2 separate regions of the Homo sapiens genome follow, and region 1 is linked to region 2. Evidence: chromatin loops called from intact Hi-C (ENCODE). Cell type or tissue: IMR-90. All regions are shown on one strand. Links, peaks and the distances in the headings refer to the core of each region. The heading gives the core; the rest is flanking DNA.

Region 1 (10,372 bases), core at 1,162-9,161, 80 kb before region 2:
TGGATCCATCCTTTAGAGTTTCCTTTATTGTAGTTTGCTAGTGGAGAATTCTCGTAGTTTTTGTTGTTTTGAAAATGTCTGTATTTCACCTTGTTCTTGAAATGAATTTTCACTGGGCATAGAATTCTAGGTTGACAGTTATTTTTTCTCACAGCACATCAAATGAATCATCCATTCTTCTAACTTCCATTCCTGCCAATAAAAAGTCAGCTGTCAAACTGTTGCTCTGTTGGAGGTTATCTATATTTTCTTTCTGAGTGCATTTAAAATCTTCCCTTTGTCTTTTTAGTCATCAGTTTCAGTATGATGTTTCAGGAATAGATTTTCTTTTTCTTTTCTTTTCTCTTTTCTTTTTCTTTCTTTCTTTCTTTTTCTTTCTTTTCTTTTCTTTTTTGAGACAGGGTCTTACTCTGTCACCCAGGCTGGAGTGCAGTTAGTGGCACGATCTTGGCTCACTGTAGCTTTGACTTCCTGGGTTCAAGCGATCCTTCCACCTCAGCCTCCTGAGTAGCTGGGACCACAGGTGCACACTACCATGCCTGGCTAATTTTTTTTTTTTTTTTTTTTTTTTGTAGATGCAAGGTTTTGCAAAGTTGCCCAGGCTGGTCTTGAACTCCTGAGCTCAAGCAGTCTGCCTGCCTCGGCCTCCCAAAGTGCTGGGATTACGGGCATGTGCTACTGCGCCCAGCTGATTTATTTTTATTTTTTCTTGCTTTGGATTTATTTTGTTTTGAATCCAGGGGTTGATAGTTATCATTAGTTCTGGAAGGTTCTCACCCCCATATATCTTCTTATATTACCTCTGCTTCATCTACTTTCATTTCCTTCTAGAACCTCTCACTCCGAACTCTTTGTCTCTTAACCTCCTTTCACATTTCCCAATTCTTGTTCCTTGATGGATAATTTTTTTTTTTTTTTTTTTTTTGAGACCGAGTTTCATTCTTGTTGCCCATGCTGAACTGGGGCTGGGTTTGGGGTTGTCCCACTCACATGCTTACGTGATCAACGTACATGCATGTACGTGGCTTCCCATGGATTAAAATCATGCATGTAAAGTTCATGAGCATGGTGTCTGAGACCTGAAAGTGTTCAAGAAGTATTTATGGCCATCATTATTATTATATTATTATTATTAATGATATCATTATTACATTCCCAGGAAATTCTGATCTGTTGGGTTAACATTTCCAAGGTGCCAAGCTGTGGGTCTCTTCAAGAGAACAGAGACACCTGGGCAGGATGAATTGGCATCTTTTTGCCCAGCTAATCGATAAGCTTGGAACTTTGTCTGGGACATAGTAGATGCTTGAGAACACCCAAGGCAGGAGTGAAGCCTGTTTACCGAGATGGAAGATTCTGCAGGCAGGGAAACCACATGCCCGTGGAAGAGGAGAGGTGAACTCGGGGGTGCTGGCAGGGGCTGGAGGTGGGAGGTAGTGAATAGGAGATGCCAACCTTTTCTCAACAATTTAGTTGCATCTTAGGGAAAATGGGGGCTGAGGAGGGCCCTATGATGACAACTTGAATTGGGTAAAATTTAAGGATAAGGAATTACTAATTAGTAATAAGGTAGAATTCTTAAGTGTATGAAATGAATAATATGTAGCTAAAAAATAATGATATAGCATTAGGCATTTGAGACATGTGGACTCCAAGCAATTAACCTCTATTCTTCTTCTGAATTGCAATTGCACTAATTGGCTGCTTTACTCTGACGGGGCGATATTAACCTTTCTGCTTTTCTCTAAAGGAGCCAGTATGTTGGGTGGATGTGCTGCTCTGGTTTGGAGGAAAGGTATTTTTCCTGAATAATAACCTATTTGCAATTTTTCTCCCAAATGGTTGCATTGAAAAGGTTCTGTCAGATTTTCTTGATAAAGCTTCATCTATGGAAAAGATGCTTTAAACACATCTGACCTCCTTTGGGAGCAGTTGGGAGAAATGGCCTATCTAGGCTCTTCAAGCTTCAGACATCCTTGTGTTAATAGCTTCTCCTTCATCCAAGCAGCACACACTTGTGGAGGGAGGGCCTGCACATTCCAGGCCTGTCCTGGGTGTTGGGGACACAGCACTAGCCAGACAGTCTCCTGCTCCTGTGCAGCTTGTAACTCAGTGAAAGCAGAATATCAAAGGCAAATAAACACGTAGATTTAGAATGCAATCCCAGGGCTATGAATACAAAGATAACTGGACGGGCCAGGTGCAGTGGCTCATGCCTCTAATCCCAGCACATTGGGAGGCCAAGGCGGGCGGATCACTTGAGGTCAGGAGTTCGAGACCAGCATGGCTAACATGGTGAAACCCTGTCTCTACTAAAAATACAAAAATTAGGTGTGTGTGGTGGTGCGCTCCTGTAGTTCCAGCTACTTGGGAGGCTGAGACAGGAGAATCGCTTGAACCTGGGAGGCAAAGGTTGCAGTGAGCCAAGATCATGCCACTGCACTCCAGCCTGGGCGACGGAGTGAGACTCTGTCTCAATAAAAAAATAAAAAATGATAACTAGACAATGAGATGGGGTCTGGGAATGGAGAGTGTCCTTTAAGGCAGGGTGGGCCAGAAGGCTTCTCTAAGGAGGAAATATTTGAGCTGGGCTGTGAATGAAGCCAGGGAAAGAGGCTTGTGAGTAGAGGATCAGTATTCCAGGCAAAGGGAACAGCAAGTGCAAAGGCCCTGGGGCTGGATGTTCGGGGAGCGTCAGGAACAGCAAGGTGGCCAGTGTGCAGCATGAGTGGGCTGAGGGCAGGAAGAGGAGGGAGACGTGAGGTTAGAAAGGTCATCAGGGGGCTGGGCGTGGTGGCTTACACCTGTAATCCCAGCACTTTGGGAGGCTGAGGCAGGCGGATCACGAGGTCAGGAGATAGAGACCATCCTGGCTAACACGGTGAAACCCCGTCTTTACTAAAAATACAAAAAATTAGCCGGGTGAGGTGGCGGGCGCCTGTAGTCCCAGTTACTTGGGAGGCTGAGGCAGGAGAATGGCGTGAACCCCCAGGGCGCGGAGCCTGCAGTGAGCCGAGATCCCGCCACTGCAGTCCGGCCTGGGCGACAGAGCGAGACTCTGTCTCAAAAAAAAAAAAAAAAAAAAAAAAAAAGAAAGATTATCAGGGTCCATACCATGCAGGGATTCCTGGGCCATGGGAGGACCTTGGATTGATTTCCAGTGTGCAGCAAAGCTACTGATGGAGCGTGGGCAGGGTCTGGTGAAGGCTCTCACTGGCTGCTGTGGAGGGAATAGACAGAGGTGGGTGAGGATGACAGTGGGTGTGGAGGTGCAGCCATAAATGGAAGCAAGACCTTAAGAGGGACGTCTGGGCATCCGGTGAACCTGACCCGTAGTCTGGAGAGAGCTTCCAGGGATATGAAGCATGGCCAGAGATAATGCCCTCCTCACCTAGAAGCAGACATTAGGCCCTTCAGAAATGCAAACGGGCACTGAACAGTCACGTCAGCTTCACTCTACGACGTGTTGATAGTCAATATCCTGGATGATGCACCTTAAAAACGAACCCTCAATTCCATGCCTAGGAATTTACTCAGCAGGAATAATCAGACAAGTGCACAGTGACTACATCCAAGGTACCACTGTAGCTTTGTTCCTGGCAGAAAAAGTATAAGCAGCTTGAGTGTTCACCAACAGGGCATTATTCAGCTAAGTCATAGCACATTCAGGATTCAGAATTCTATCATCGAGAGGATAATATTTTTAAAAAATCTTATAAGGGGAGAGAAAGTAAAAGCTACAACTTATACTCATCCTTCATTTCCCAGTCTTATTTCCTAAGAGAGTTTCTGGAGTATCCTTCAAGAAACATTTTCTTCTCAGACACAGGCATATACATATATATCTATATATGTCTATATATCAATACATATATAATGGTATATGTATATAAATATATTTTTGTAAGCTAAAATAGGATACTTCTATACGTATTATTTTGTAATGTAATTTTATTTTGCGATGTGATATATCTTTGACATATTGCAGCACCAGTGCATTAGATTAATAGCTGCATAGTGGCTGGGTGCGGTGGCTCACACCTGTAATCCCAGCACTTTGTGAGGCCAAGGTGGGTGGATCACCTGAAGTCAGGAGTTCGAGAGCAGCCTGGCCAACATGGTGAAACCTTGTCTCCACTAAAAATACAAAAATCAGCTGGGCGTTGTGGCAGGTGCCTATAGACCCAGCTACTAGGAGGCCGAGGCAGGGAGAACTGCTTGAACCCGGGAGGTAGAGGTTGCAGTGAGCTGAGATCTTGCCACTGCACTCCAGCCTGGGTGACAGAGCAAAACTCTGTCTCAAAAAAAAAAAAAAAAATAGCTGCGTAGAATTCTACCAGATGGATATATCATAATTGACTCAGCAAGTTTGCTATTAATAGATAGTTTCTCTCATTTATGTGAGTTTATCTGTGGGTATATTTTCACACGTATAACTTTTTCAATTGAAAATATTAAAAATGATGATGTAGCATGTATTATTGTGCAGATACCCACAATATATAATTAAGAGAAAAAAATCAGGCTACAAAATTGGGTGTGTTGCACAGTCCCATTGCTATCCATTTGCATGTATCTCTGTGTATGTGTTGATAGAGTCTGGAAGGATACTCACCAAAATGCTAGCAAGAGCTACAGATCACAGCCTGGTGACTGTAGGTGTCTCTTTTTCCTAGTGCTTTTCATTATTGTTTTTTTAGAATGAGAATATGTATTTTGCAAGGGGAGAAACAAGCTATTGTATTTTGGGAGAAGAGTTAGTTGGGAACCAGTTTGCGAACTATATTTAAAATATGAATTTTGCGTTTGCATCTGTGCTTTTCTTACTGAGTACTTGTTTTCGCTTCGGTATTAAATGGTACTTTTTTCTTCTCCCGTTTGGAACACTCAAGCGTGGGCCCGCCTATGGACCTGGGCGCAGTTCACCAGCTCCACCACCAGAGGGCGGCGTTTGCAGGATGTTGTGCGCACGGCCGCCTCCCGCCGTTTGCGGGGGTCTAGAATTTTGCAGGATGTGCTTTGGTCGGCTCGGCCAGAGTAGAGACAGGATGTACGCGCGTTGGTTTCCAGTTGGTGCTGTGACACAGATATTTTTCCTTCCTCTGCTTTTAGCGTAGCATCTGAATTTAACGGCGTTGCGTGGAGGTGGCACGAGGGAGGGATTGGCTTGCAGAGCTCCCGCCCTGCCGTCCTGGAAGCCCTCCTATCCCCGACCCTCAGGCCAAGTCACTGTCCCCAACTTCCACCATAGACCAAGCAGACTCCTACCTTCAGAGTCTGACCTGATTCCAGGGGATTTAGGGTGCCCCCACGCTGAAGCCAGTTTGGAGGCTTCACTCGCACCCCTCCATGACCAGGCACTCCACTTCTTAGTCCTTGTGCCAAGCGGCTGCCAGGCACTCTCTTCCCTTCTTTCCTCTTCTTTTCACCTTCTGAAGTTTTTGGAAAAAGCAGTGCATATTAATAATAACAATTCAAACAACACAAAAGGGGGAAGCAAGTGAAAACTAAGCTCCCCGCCTCCCACCCTAGCCCCACTTCTTCCCCAAAGGCCATAATTGTTAAGAGGTTTTGGAAAAGTATATCCTTCCAGAAATTCTAGATGCATATAAAAATACAGACGCCTGTACGTTCAAAACCACACCCTCCACTCAGTTTCTCGTTTGCATTTAGCAATGACGCTGAAAGCCTCCCACATCACTTCACAGAAGGCGCCTGTGGTTTTTTTTTTTTTTTTTTTTTTTGCTGGCTAGAGAGTATTCTAGTATGTGGATGTGACATGCTTGATTTGACATTTGGGCACTTTCCAATCTTGTGCTTATTAGGAGCAGTGGGCAGTAAATATCCTCTATACACAGCTTTAAGCACCAATGCAAGAGCTGCTGTTGACTAAATTATTAAGAGTGGAATTGCTGGTCAGAGGGTAGAGGCCCTTCTAGCTTTGGTATTTCCAGATTGCTCTGCAAAGGACTTTTAAACCAGGCCGCACTCCCACCCAGAATGCATGAGATCCCATGGACGTTTTTGCCCTTGGTTGATCTGACAGGTTGCTGGTTCTCAATCTTGACTGCAGTCAGAATGACCTGGGGAGCTTTCTAAATATGCCAACACGACAGTATCCCAGACCAATTAAAGCAGAATCTGACCGTGTGTGTGTGAGTGCGTGCGTGTGTGTATGTGTGTGTGTGTGTGTGTGTGTGTCCGGGAGGTGATTGGGCATTGGCACTTAAAACATGTCCCCAGGAGGCTGGGTGCAGTGGCTCCTACCTGTAATCCCAGCACTATGAGAGGCTGACGCAGGTGGATCACCTGAGGTCAGGAGTTCGAGACCAGTCTGGCCAACATGGCAAAACTCTGTCTCTACTAAAAATACAAAAATTAGCTGGACGTGGTGGTGGGCACCTGTAATCCCAGCTACTCAGGAGGCTGAGGCATGAGAATTGCTTGAACCTGGGAGGCAGAGGTTGCAGCGAGCCAAGATTGAGCCACTGCACTTCAGCCTGGGTGACAGAGCCAGACTCTGTCTCAATAAATAAATAAATAAATAATTCCCCAGGAGATTCTAATAGGCAGCTACAGATGAACGCCACTGAGACAGATGAGAAAAATATACCATTTAAATGTACATTTCTTGAATTATAAATGAGAACGAACATTTTTCTGTGAGAACAATGCTTTAGACATTTCTTAGATCATGGATCCCTTTGAGATTCTGACAAAAGCACTAGATCTTTTTTTTCTTTTTTTTTCAGGAAAATGTGCACACACGCACCTGTGCCTCTACCTGAGGGGCCATAGGCCCTGGAGCTGCTCCCTAGACCTCCCTAGAGTCCTGAGCCCAGGCTAGGGGCAAGGCGGAGTTGTTCTGCGCAGCCTGTTTCCCCACCAAATTACCAAAAATATAGTTAAACTTAGGAATTCAGTTTGATCCATAACATAAACAGTCTATTTTAAGAAGTATTTACCACTGTGTCTCAGCCCCTGGGAGCCCTGCCTTCCATGCAACCCCACTGCTGAGATTTGCTGAGAGTCTCTTCTGCAGAACCCGCTCCATCTCCTGCGTAATTACCCGAGAGGCTCCACGTGGGGCTTCTCTGGCGCTAACCTCATAGGTGAACCTCATGAAGCTACAAAGATTCCCAGTGCACAGGTGGGCGTTAGATCAGCAAAGGCCTCATGACGGGTGCAGGAGTCGGGATGTCTCCCAGGGCCACAAAGAGATGTAAGCAGGGGAGGATGCTAGACCACTCAGGCAGAGTCTGAGTAGGCCATGGGGTGGGCCTGCAGTCTAAGGTGAGGGGAGGGGGGGAAATAGGAGGAATCTTGCGGTATTAGGGCAGTGGGGCAGGAGGGCTCAGCGGGGAAAGGCAGAGTCAAGTGGGTGCCTGGCTTCTGGCTGGGATAACCGGTGGATGGCTGAGACCATTCCCTGGGAGGGAGGGGGTGACAGCAGATGCCAGTGCTCAGAGGGCAGGTGGATATTTGGGGTAGTGTGTGTGTGTCTGTCCGAGAGGAAGAGAGAGGGATCATGAACAGCAGCATGCGGTGGGCAGCAGAGCCCGAGTGTGCGTTCCCCCAAGGCTGGGGAGTGAGCTGGGCTTTATGAGTGGGCACCTGCTGACCCCTGCATTGAGGTGGAGGCTTAGAGGGAGAACCAGGGAGGCAGGCGGGGATCTGGGTGGGGGACAGCCGTCCTGGGGCTGGGGTCAGGCAAGAACATTTCTGTCACAATGCCCTGATGCCATGCTCTGCTGGTGGCCAGGACTGCTCTCAGCTCCCACATCTTGATCTCTGTCCCCGGGCTGCCATGTCCACTGGCAGGCCTGGGTCGGGGCCGTTCCTCCTTCCTCCACAGCAGCACTAGGCTGTGGTGGCCAGAACGTTCCCGAACAAGACATCAGTCCTTGCCTGTGTTCCAGAATTCATACTCCTCCTTCCCACTACCTGAGGCTTTGGACATTTGAATGATGGTGGCGGTGGGTGGGAGGGGGAGGAAAGGAATCTGAGAGTGGACATGCAGGGGTCAAGCCCCAAAGCCATCTCAGAGCAGGGCACAATGAGGGTTTCCAGGACGCCCCTCCCAAAGGCTGGGAAATGTCTCCTCTGGAATCCAAGCTCCAGAGCCTCTTGTTGGTCCTCAACTTGTTATTAGGGCCTGAGGTGCTTCATGATGCCAAGAAAAGAGGAACACAGCAGGGCCTAGAACCAGCAGGACTGGGGCCTCTCTGGTTTCTCCTGTTGGCTCCTGCCTAGGAGCAGCTGCCTCCCTGTCTGCTGTTGTAGACACGTGCCCTCAGCATCTCCAGCCCAGACTGACAGCTCCGAGGTTAGCGTTACAGGCTCAACCCCAGACGGAGAGGCTCTGTCTATGTTGATTTCTATTTATCCCATCTAGTCCAAAGATCCCAGGGAAGGGATTCATTGACCCAGCTCAGCCAGGGACTCATTCCTCAGCCAGTCAGCTGGGGCCGGAAGCACAAGTCCCCAACTGCAAGGGCAACACGTGGAGGGAACGGGAAGGAGCAACTCTTGCTAAAGGGACGCTAGGCAGACAACTTCATAAATGTCAATCATAAGCCAATCTTAAAGGCATTCACTCATTCCTGCACTCATCCATTCATTCATTCATTCATTCCCTCAACAAACCTTTATTGAGCACCTACAGAGTCCAGGTACCACTCTAAGTGCTAGGCTTACTGAAATGAACAGGACAGATGAACTTCTTGCTCTAGTGGAGCTTACACGCTAATAGGAAGATAAACCAATAAACGAGAAAGTGACCAGGATGTGAAAAATGCTCTGCAGAACAGAGAAATCAGGCAATGGACTTTGGAAAGTGCTCAAAGACCCTGCGCTGCCACTTGCAGGGCAAGGGGCCACCTAGGTCAGGAGCGGCCTGCCTTGGAGAGACATGCATCACCCCAGCCACTGCCCATTGGCCAGAGCAAGTCACAAGGCCCCAGCCTAGCCACAAGGGAAGCTGGGAAATGTGACTTTTGTGTGTCCAGGAAGAGGAAATGGGATTGGCAAGCACATGGCCAGTCATGGCTGTCCCACTTAGCCATCTGGTTCCCTAAGAGGTCAACACTGCAACCAGGTCCTGATGTGTCCTTCCAGTGAGATCTTTTGGATACATAAGAAAAAAATAGATGTAATTATGTAATTTTAAAAACCATAAATGGGCTGGGCATGGTGGCTCATACCTGTAATCCTAGCACTTTGGGAAGCTGAGGTGGGTGGATCACTGGAGGTCAAGAGTTCAAGACCGTACTGGCCAACATGGTGAAACCCTGTCTCTACTAAAAATACAAAAAAGTAGCTGGGCGTGGTGGCACATGCCTGTAGTCCCAGCTACTCGGGAAGCTGAGGCAGGAGAATCGCTTGAACCTGGGAGGCAGAGGTTGCAGTGAGCCATTGCACTCCAGCCTGGGCAAGAGAGTGAGACTCTGTCTCAAAAAATACCCATAAATGGTGGTATACTAACACACCATTCTGTTCCTTGCTCTTTTTTCCCCCCACTTAAGACTATATCACAGACAACATTGGAGGATTTGGATCTGGGCAAGAATGTGCCCCAGTTTATGTGTTACAAAACTCACCCTGGCTAGCGGGAGAGAGTGGACTGGGGTGGGGACGGTGGGTCAGGACTGTTGCAGCTGCTGCAGTTGACGGCTGTAGCTCTTTGTCCGTGTGCAGCCTGTGCTCCAGCCAAGTCCACCCACACGCTCATTCATTCAGTGCTTGACAGTCAATAATCGTGGGCAGACCCTGGGCCACATGAGTCAGGCTCTGTCCCTCTTCCCACTCACTGTGCCCCGAGCCATACTGCTGCACACTTTGCCAGGGCACAGGCCACCTTCTGCCATCCAGGCTCCTCTGCCACTGACTCCTCCAAATTCTTCCAGACATGTCTCCAACGTCACCTCCTCATCAAAGCCTCTCCTGATCCCCACAGCACCACGTCGATGGTGTGGAAAGAGGGACCTGGACTGGAGGTGTCTCAGCCCCAGCCCTTCCCATTGGCACTTCCTGGAGAAACAGCTTAGTCTTTCAGAGCCTCAGTTTGCCCATCTGTGCGCTGGACGTGATTGGTATCTGTTTAACACATTGCCTGTGTGGATTACGTGGGAAAGGCTGTGGAGAGACCTGGCATCTGAGTGGCAGGAGACATTTGTCATTTCCCTTCTTTCGCCTTGGGGCCCACCATGTTCTCTGCCTCTCTGAGGTTACTTCTAAGGCTTCCAGTACCCTCCGTGAGGGTGACCCTGTGTCCTGGGCTTGGTATGTTGCCAGGCATCAGGCCTGGGAGTCAGTCTCAGTGTCTACTCAGCGATTTTGTTGAAACTGAGAGTCCACCACCCAGCTTAAGACG
Region 2 (10,372 bases), core at 1,295-9,294:
CCATAATTATTATTTAGCATTTGCAGAGTGGTTATTTTACACTCAGTGTTCTTTGTAGTGAGAGGGTCTCCTGGTTCATGCCAATAAAATTTCCATTTACTCTGGACATCCACCATAGTGATTAAAAACAGCCCATAAATTATTTACTGAAATGGAAGTTCAGCTTACAGTAATAATGCATTAGTTCAGCTAGCCATGAAGCCTGTTATAGGGTAATAAAAGATTTTTTATTTTCCTTCTGAAAAGATGTTTGCCAGTAACCTACATATGACCTTGAGCTGATCAGTTTTCAAAGATGACACTGCAGGCAGGCATATAAGGAGAGAAAGAGAGAGAGGTTTTTTTTTTTTAAATAGCCTGATTTTAGGCAATCGTTAGCAAAGGCCTGACATCTGACAGCCAGCAGGGAAAAAGAAATGCAAATATATATATATATATATATATATATATATATATTGCATTTTTTAAAATCATAAGTACCAGACCTTAAAACTCCTTTTCAAATTGGGCATTTATTTGATGGATACGTAAATCTGAAAGCTAACAAGAAGGACTGTTTAGAGAAACTAGAATGTCACTATTGTTGAGACCACCTGTCACATTTCCTCGGAGCCTAGAACCTTGTAGAATAAAGTCAGCCCTATGGTTCTGTCTTCATCTTTAAACATGTATTTATGGAGCAGAATTGATTTTATGTATCTCAGAGAGTCTGTGATTCTGCTCACGGCCATTTGCTGACTAATGACTTTGGCAGAGGAGAACAGCAAGCAAGTTCATGAATTATGGCTCTCTTTGAGGTTCTCTTATCAAGACTATTTTTTATTTTAAGAACATCTGCTTTGATTAAAGCCATTAGAGCTGGGACCACATAAAATTGTGTCTGAATTTTATATGTGTTGCATTTTACAGCAGGAACCCAGATGAAGCCTGCATTTTAATCCTTAAACCAATAAGACCAGCGATGAGGATTAACCTAACAAACTAAACTAGTTCCTCCTCAATTGCCTGGTTTGGGGTTGTAAGAAATCCTGGGGCAGGAGACTTGTTGGCCAGGATTTGATACTTTTATTTATTTGTCCTCTACATTGCTGCAAAAATATTTTCATTTCTTTATATACCCCTCTTTCTGGCAAAAATTGTTTAATGTGTTGGGGTGGGGTGTTCCAGGATTGTGAGTTAATCTATAACCACCCTCATCACCTTATTTTTATGTTCACTAAAGTTAAAAAAGATTTTCTGCTCACTAGCTCTGCAAGACTGAAGTGATGTTAAATTATCTAACACGTAGCTAATAGCAAAGGAGACATGATGATTAATTTTTGTTTGTTCCCCAGAAAGCTCTTCTGTTTGTTTCCCAGAAAGGTCTGTTCCCCAGAAAGGTCTCTTCCCCTTCCGCTTAACCATAGTTTTGTGGCTAGTAGTTTGCATTCTTGAAAGGGTCAGTGTTGGCCGGGCACAGTGGCTCACGCCTGTAATCCCAGCAGTTTGGGAGGCCGAGGCCAGCGGATCACAAGGTCAGGAGATCGAGACCATCCTGGCTAACACAGTGAAATCCTGTCTCTACTAAAAATAAAAAAATTTAAAAATTTAAAAAAAAAAAACATTAGCTGGGCGCGTTGGCAGGCGCCTGTAGTCCCAGCTACTCGGGAGGCTGAGGCAGGAGAATGTCGTGAACCTGGGAGGTGGAGCTTGCAGTGAGCCGAGATCGCACCACTGCACTCAGCCTGGGCGACAGAGCGAGACTCAGTCTCGAAAAAAAAAAAAAAGAAAAAAAAAGAAAGAGTCAGTGTTTCTCTGATTCCTTGATGTGAAAACATTGACTCTCTCTGTATTATGGGATTTCAGGGTAACTTAGTGCTTGAAGTGGAAGATGCTTTGAGTAGGCCTTTATTTAATCTACTTGGAACGGTGCTGTAGGTATTTCTTAAAACTCCTAGTTCCTTTAGCTCTGTCCTTGATCACATTTCTTGATAGAGCATTTTCTTTAACCTGTCTTTTAGCAATCTTCCTTCTCTACCTCCACAGAAGGGTCTGGATTTTCTTTTCTTCAGCTTCCTTTCTTTCTCTCAAGCCTCGACTATAGGAAACTCTATTTGTGTCGAGGTGTTGACTTAGCCTTTCTCTTCTGTTCCTAGTGTGTCCAAGTCAACCTGTGGGGACTGAACTGGACTATCCCCTGGGTGAGAGTAGTCCCGAGGGAGATGTTGTTGTATTAGCTTTATAGAAGCAGTGGAGGCAGGGCCACACTTAATGGCATTTGGGATTCCTTACTATAGATAATGGCCTCTGTATAATTGACAGCCAGGACACACAGCCTACACTTGGTATGTATAGGGCATTCCATACATCAATTCTCTCCTGTTGTCCATTAGCTTATATCTGTCAGATATTCATAGATTAATAGATAATATTCTGTATTTTATTTCTGATCATTTACCTACTGAATGAAAGATCTCAAGCCTTGTTGGGACACATCAGAATTAAACTCCCCATTCTCCTCAGGGGGTGAGATAGGCTTTTCCGTTTTTTTTCCCCTGAGAATTTTTGAGCATCATTTTGACATCCTAAGTAGTGAAGTAGAGAAACAGTAGCATGTCTCTACTGGCTGTGTATATTTCTGTGCTGTACTGATGGACATTCGCTGGTGAATTATCTTTGATTTGGAATATACAGATATATAGATGTGGGTGTGCACCATGTGCAGGTATCTCTGAAAATGTTACCCCTCCATACCTTCTGTGCAGATCAGTTTTCAATCATTGCACAGTGTAGCTGAATTTTAACTTCTGATGGAAAAAGTCCATGAAGTTCGGCTGCCTCTAGGCCTGGCTGAGTGATCAGCAAGTCAAATGATTTGTTTAATATTGGCCCAGTTGCCGTGGGGTTGAAGGGAGGTACAGCAGAACCAAAAAATCCTTGCTTCTTGCCCTCAAAGTATCCTAGAGTCCCCTGGGGACCCAAGACATGTGTTCCATGTGTGGCTCAACCTTGGCTATTTTGCAAATCAGTGAGAAGACCCAGGGCTCTGAGAAGGGCTGAGTGATGGGATAATTAGGACCAAGCAGCAGCGGGGTGGATAGTTTGTCTGCAGATAATAGCTTGTTTGCTAATTGCCAACACCAGATTTTCTGGGCAATTAGACATTTGGTTTCTTTCAGGACCGTCTGTGCAAATGTGGACACATGGCGCAGGCCTTCCAGGTAGCAGGTGGAGAGGGTGGCTTCTGGTGCTGATGGCATTTCTCCGCAGGCTGCCCAAGGGCTGTGGGCAGGGAGGACCTCTCACCAACAGGTGGAAGGACCATCTGGCTGGAACCCCTAGTGGGGAGGCAGAGTTCCCCCTGCATTCATGGAAGGGGTTCCCTTGTGCTGGGAGATTAGCAAAGATGGTGGAGATCAGCAGGCTGGTCTAGGAACTGAGCTGACTTCTCCATTCTCTTTTCAAGAGCAATTAGCGCCCACGGCTAATAGCAATTCTGTTAGTCGTGGGTGCTAATAGAAATCAGAAATAGCTTCCCCTCCCAGATGAGCAAGTTGATTTAAACTTTTCAATAAAGTTTTTTTAAAAAGTATGTATAACATAAAATTTGCCACTTAAACCATTTTAAGTGTATGATTCAGTGGCATGAATTATATTCACAATGTTGTGCAACCATCACCACTATCTATTTCCAAAATTTTTCACTACCCCAAAGAGAAATTCTGTACTCATTAAGCAAGAACTCTCCATTTCTCCCTTCCTCTTACCCCTGGTCACCTCTCATCTACTTTCTGTCTCTGTGAATTTGCCTATTCTGGAGATTTCCTATAAGTGGAATGATACAATATTTGTCCTTTTGCATCCATGTATTTTACTTAGCATATTTTCTAGGTTCACCTATGTTATAGCATGTATAAGAATGTTCTTCCTTTTTACAATGAAATACTATTCTGTTGTATGGATATACCACATTTGGTTTATCCCTTCATCTTTTTTTTTTTTTTTTTTGAGATGGAGTCTTGCTCTGTCACCAGGCTGGAGTGCAGTGGCACAATCTCGGCTCACTGCACCCTCCGCCTCCTGGGTTCAAATGATTCTCCTGTCTCAGCCTCCCGAGTAGCTGGGACTACAGGCATGTGCCACCACGCCTGGCTAATTTTTGTATTTTTAAGTAGAGATGGAGTTTCACCATGTTGGCAAGGCTGGTCTTCAGCTCCTGACCTCAAGTGATCTGCCCACCTTGGCCTCCCAAAGTGCTGGGATTATAGGCGTGAGCCACCGCGCCCAGCCTATCCCTTCATCTGTTGTTGGACACTGGAAGTGTTTCCACCTTTCTGTTATTGTGAATAATGCTGCATGAACATTTGCATATAAGTATCTCCTTGAGTCCCTGTTTTCAGTTTTTTGGGTAGATACCTAGGAGTGGAATTGCTGGTCATATGGTAATTCTGTACTTGACTTTTTGAGGAACTGCCAAACTCTTTTCCACAGCAGTTGTCCCGTTTTATATTCCCACTAGCAATGCTCAAGGATTCCAATTTCTTCACATCCTTGACACACTTGTTATTTTCCTTTCTTAAAAAACTGTAGCCATCCTAGTCAGTGTGAAGCCATATCTCACTGGTTTTGATTAGCATTTCTCTACAGACTAATGATGTTGAACATCTTTTCATATACTTGTTGATATATCTTTTGTGTATTTTCTTTGGAGAAATGTCTATTCAAGTCCTTTACCCAGCGAGTTGGATTTTTGCCTCTGTAATTACTGGACTGTGCCTCTCCCTCCCCAAGATAGGAACTGAGCCTCATCAGGCGGAGAGAGGCTGTGAGCTTGCAGAGAGTGGGAGGTGGCTGTGCAGATTTGAGGCTTCACATTCCCTCTTGCATGATTCATTTCATTCCTACAGCCTGTTTGGTGCCCACTGTAATGATGCTGCCTGAGTCCTCATCAAGTAGAAAAAGTAATCAGCAAGAGCCTGGGATTAACCCAAAGTGATTTAGCAGAAGAGGCAGATGGAACCATTCCACCTGCTCCCCTAGAAGCAGACAGGCTTTTCTCAGACACCTCAAACCTTCTGGTTTCCTTGACCACAAGTATTGCCTTGGAAAATTACCCACTTCTTCCTAGCAGGTTTCAGTACGTATGTACTAAACGGAGCAGGATGTGCAGAGCACCGAGGGTGGTGCTGGGTCGTTGCACGTGCCCAGTGCCCGGCCTTCGTCTCTGCGGTGGGAGCACGCAGTCTTCACTCAGCTTCTCTGTGCCCTGCCAGCCCTAGGCAGCAGGCAGGGAGAGCACTGTAGCGCGTTCCAATGCCGGCCAGGGAGAGTGTTTTTTCTCCCGGGGGGCCCATTCCTGGGGCAGAGCCACTGGCTCTGGGAAGACTTCAGAAAAATGCTAGGCCTGAATGATGGTGAGTGCAGGGGAACAGACAAAATGGTGTTCCTGCTGCTTAGCTGCTGGCCCTTCGCCTGTTTGACCTCGTGGCTGTTGGGTCCCATCTGCAGGGGCTAGAAATGCTGATCTGTCTGCCTTTTTGCTGTGGTTTTTATGATTGAAAAAGGTCCCAAACCTTCAGTATCACTGAAGAGAGATGAATTCACATGCCCTGGCAGGGGGAGGGAGGAGCTGGTGCATCTGCTAGGCAAGGACGCTCTTTCTGAAGCTTCATCACATCCTACATTCCTAGGATAGGGGTTGCTCTTCCTTGGGGGAGGTACCCCTCACCCCTTTGGGAACCCGAGGGCTGTAGATGCTCTTCCAAGAAAATGCACACAAAAATTTGACATAATTTCAGGTGGCTACAGGTCCTGCTAGTCCATCATGGAGCCTGGCCTCTGGCTCCACAGACAACACAGCCAGGAGCGGAGCTTTCGGGGACTGACCAGCATCTCCAACTAAGCTGGGTTGAGTGGCACAGAGTGAGAGGCCTGGTGGCGACTGGGAGGAAAGGAGCATCTCATTTGGTCGAATTCTAAATACCAAATGCAAAGAGGTGCTGGAACGGATGTTCCTGCCTTCCTGGCTGGGGCTGGGCCTTGCCCATTTCGTGAGCTGGCTTTGCAGAGGCCGCAGTTCCTGGAGGAGTTAAGGCCATGCAGCCCTCATTTCTTCCCCCTGGGTCAGTCCATGCCACTTCTAAGGAGGCGGCTTTGTTTTTCCTTTCAGAAACGGCTCCCACATCTGCATATTCATCTCCAGCCCGGAGTCTTGGGGACACAGGAATAACGCCTCTGTCCCCCTCCCATATTGTGGTAAGAAGTGTGTGTGTGTGTGTGTGTGTGTGTGTGTGTGTGTGTGCGCGCATGGGTGCGCATGAGCACACGTGCGTACTGACTTCCTTTGCATTCTGGGTCTGATCTCACAGTTCAGGCTGCTGGACAGCCCCTCACATTCACTGGTTGGAGATTAAGTTGACCTGGTCCTGGCCAAAGGAGCCCTGCCAAGCCCCTTCCCCCACTCCGAGCCTGGGAAGGCTTTCTGTGCTGTGGCTAGTGCTTCTGGAGCAGGGGCCTGGGTGGGTCACAGAAGAAGGTGAGATGGGAGCAGCCCTTTAAAGATTCAGGGTCAGAGCCTGTGAGGTGTCCTCTTGAGAGGAAGCCGCTGACTCTGGGCTAGTGAATCGGTGAATACATGGACTCTGTTGACTGCGGTTGTCTGCAGTATCGAAAAGACCCTAGCAGTATAATCGCTTCTGGAACAGCTTGCCTGGTAGAGAAGCCCTGAGCAGGGCTTCATATGCATTGAGTGGGGCTAGAGATGGGGCTGTTGCTCCCACCCTGCCCTGTATGAGGAAAGATGGATGTTAGGGGGCGGCCGTTTAGAGGGGTGTGCACGTAGATGCACAGGCAGCCAACCTGAGTGAGTGCCCGGAAGACAGGGCAGCTTTGCATGAGCTGTGCAGACGCACAAAGAAGACCCAGGGAGAACTGCGGAGTCACTGCTAGGCAGGGATGCCAGCCTGTCTGGTTTCCTGGAACTGTCCGGCCTTTACACTGCAAGTCCTGCACCCTGGGGACTCCTTTATTCCTGGGCAAACTGGGAGGGTTGGTTCCCTAGGGCCAGGTTCTGTGGTTTTCAAGCTTTGCACCCTGAAGTTGTCCTGTAAGAGCTTCAGGGCTGTGAGGGAGGGGAGCGGTGTGAGGAGAGGCCAGGCGGGTGGCATTCTCACCCCTCCCCTCCAACATTTGTTGGTTTTATAATTTGGAGTTCTGTGGGAGTTAAAAAAAAAGTGTAAACTGCTTAAAAAAAAAAAAAGAGGCCAGGCGTGGTGGCTCACGCCTATGATCCCAGCACTTTGGGAGGCTGAGGTGGGCAGATCACGAGGTCAGGAGATCGAGACCATCCTGGCTAACACCGTGAAACCCAGTCTCTACTAAAAAATACAAGAAATTAGCCGGGTGTGGTGGCGGGTGCCTATAGTCCCAGCTACTCGGGAGGCTGAGGCGGAGAAGGGCGTGAACCCGGGAGGCAGAGCTTGCAGTGAGCCGAGATTGGGCCACTGCGCTCCAGCCTGGGCGACAGAGCGAGACTCCGTCTCAAAAAAAAAAAAAAAAAAAAGGAGAGAGAGAAAGGCTTGGAAACCTGAAATAGCCTGACCAAGTGATCTAGATGAGGCAAGGCCCTGGGCCCTGACAGTCACAGTGGGTCATGTGGCTGGCCTGGTGGGATTGGACACGGTCCTGGGATGCCCAGCCCTGCTCACATGCATGAAATGCCAGCACAGATGGAGCAGTCACCTGGGTGTACAGAGGGCACAGCTGGCGAAATGCTCCTGGCAGTGGCCAGAGGTCTGCACAGGGTCTTGCGGAAGGCAGCAGGGCTTGGAAGAAGATTGTATCTGCTCAGGAACTACTGGGCGACCAGCCCTGATGATAGAATTTCTGTAACTAGCCGTGTGCGGGCACGGTCTATAGAGAGGAGTGGGCAAGCTGCAGGCTTTGTCCAGTCAGCCTGGCCCTCCACTCAGGGATGCCCCCATTTCTCCCTGAGCCATTCAGGCGGGGGCCCAGGCTGGGCTGCCTTCTCCCCAGGTGGTAGACTTGAGCTGGAATATAGAATGTCTTTCTGTCTGCAGGGGGTTCACAGCTAGGCAAGGTGAGACCCCCCAGGGGTGTCTTCCTGAAAGCCAGGCCCACCCCTCCACACCCCCCATGCCTCACTGTATATCTGCAGAACGACACTGACTCCAACGTCTCAGAACAGCAGTCATTTCTCGTGGTGGTGGCCGTCGACTTTGGGACCACATCCAGTGGCTATGCCTACAGCTTCACCAAGGAGCCGGAATGCATCCATGTGATGAGGTGAGTGCTGTGGGTGGGAGGGCCACGTGGCTGGTGCCAACCACTGCACCTGTGGAGACTCCGGGCAATGAGCCAGTGATTGGCACTTACGAAGACGGCCCTGGATTCTGTTCCAGCTTGGCTCAAGCTCACCATGCCACTGGGGACAAGCCATTTCTGATCTCTGGGCTCTAGGCTCCTGGTTTGAAAAGACGTTGGTTTGATTCTGATTTAGTTGGTCTGGGGAGGGGCCTGGGCAGTATGTTTGAAGCCTGGCCCGGGTGAATCCAGCTTGTGGCCTGGGTGAGAGGCGCAGATCTGTAGTGTCTGTGATGGAGGGATCCAGGTGCCAGCTTGGCCACTTACTGTGTGACTTTAGGCAATTGCTGAACCTGCTAAACCCCAGTTTCCTCATCTGTGAAATGGGAATCCTGACAATACCTCCCTCACAATGTGTGTGTGCAAATGAAAGGAGATTGTCCATTAAGTGCTTACTGTGTAGTAAAATGAAAGCAGGGAAGGTGCTGGCCCTTTCTTTTATTTTTTTTAAATTTTGTTATTATTATACTTTAAGTTTTAGGGTACATGTGCACAACGTGCAGGTTTGTTACATATGTATACATGTGCCATGTTGGTGTGCTGCACCCATTAACTCGTCATTTAGCATTAGGTATATCTCCTAATGCTATCCCTCCCCACTCCCCCCACCCCACAACAGTCCCTGGTGTGTGATGTTCCCCTTCCTGTGTCCATGTGTTCTCATTGTTCAATTCCCACCTATGAGTGAGAACATGCGGTGTTTGGTTTTTTGTCCTTGCGATAGTTTGCTGAGAATGATGGTTTCCAGTTTCATCCATGTCCCTACAAAGGACATGAACTCATCATTTTTTATGGCTGCATAGTATTCCATGGTGTATATGTGCCACATTTTCTTAATCTAGTCTACCGTTGTTGGACATTTACATTGGTTCCAAGTCTTTGCTATTGTGAATAGTGCCGCTATAAACATACGTGTGCATGTGTCTTTACAGCAGCATGATTTATAATCCTTTGGGTATACCCAGTAATGGGATGGCTGGGTCAAATGGCATTTCTAGTTCTAGATCCCTGAGGAATCGCCACACTGACTTCCACAATGGTTGAACGAGTTTACAGTCCCACCAACAGTGTAAAAGTGTTCCTATTTCTCCACATCCTCTCCAGGTGCTGGCCCTTTCAAGTGAAGAGAAGTGCTGGGGTGTTGGTAGCCAGAGGCAAAAAGCACCTGCCAGAGAGAAGGCAGCATGAGGGGAATCTCAGCCAAGTGGCCCCATAGGCAAAGTTGCCCTGGGCCTCCTGGGATGCACTCTGTGCTGGGATGCCCCCTTCCCTTCCCCGCACACCCAGCACCCTGCAGGCCCCGGGTGCCACCCATCCATGGGATCCCAGTCTTGATCCATGATCTTCTTGCAGGGTATGACTCCTCGAATCTTTGGAAGCCCAGAATTTATCATCCCAATTTTCAATTCCAAGGGATGACTCTGAAGATACATTGTAATTGGCTTTGCAGTTTCTTCAACTGAGTAATTGTGGAATTTAGTATTGCTCCTAGATTAATATTTTTTAGTTTTGTTGTTGTTGTTATTTTTTTTTTTTTAAGAGACAGGCTCTTGTTCCTTTGCCCAGGCTGGAATGCAGTGGTGTGATCATGGCTCTCTGCAGCCTCAAACTCCTGGGCTGAAGTGATCCTCCTGCCTTAGCCTCCCAAGTGGCTGAGACTACAGGTGCATACCACCACACCCTGCTAATGTTTGTATTTTAGGAATTTTTATAAAGGGTTGTGTAAAGCACAAGTCATAATAAAAGTGACTCCCACCCCAATCTTGGTTTAAGTCTCACCTTTCCTCTTGAAAACCAGATGTGGCTCAGCCTGAAGCTCTTGTCCTAAGAGGGTACAGACACTCCTGGGTGTCATGTCATCAGGAAATGATGAAAAGCCGGTTCTATAGCCAACTCTGTTGACAGCATCGCCCTTGGTGTTCAGTTGCCACCAGGAATCTCTTTCCATTTAGCCAGACAGATGCTGTGAGGGTCTGTGCTGCCACCACTGACCCCCAAGATGAAAAATCCC

What was found. A loop is a pair of places that touch in the nucleus more often than their neighbours do. Peaks named below come from ENCODE experiments on the same cell type or tissue, not always from the same donor. Only the 100,000 strongest peaks of a DNase experiment are listed, where the experiment ranks them.
Region 1: a loop joins it to region 2, with 4 times the contacts of the local background. A loop is called at or near these places in 9 of 110 quality-filtered maps.

What each region holds. Positions count from the first base shown.
Region 1 is chr10:116,782,813-116,793,184 of GRCh38, reverse strand. It overlaps a transcript of HSPA12A not described here. Among named protein-coding and RNA genes, the nearest start is that of MIR9851, 40 kb to the left of the region's middle. RefSeq lists a silencer at 8,221-8,387. In IMR-90, for the core only: a CTCF peak has its summit at 4,932 (motif pointing right); a DNase peak (open chromatin) is centred at 4,934; H3K4me3 peaks cover 252 bases; H3K27me3 peaks cover 287 bases.
Region 2 is chr10:116,703,062-116,713,433 of GRCh38, reverse strand. It overlaps HSPA12A (heat shock protein family A (Hsp70) member 12A), which reads left to right. Exons shown (of 12, transcript NM_025015.3): 2 at 6,149-6,234; 3 at 8,156-8,283. Among named protein-coding and RNA genes, the nearest start is that of HSPA12A, 34 kb to the left of the region's middle. In IMR-90, for the core only: no CTCF peak of the experiment used is centred there; a DNase peak (open chromatin) is centred at 4,883.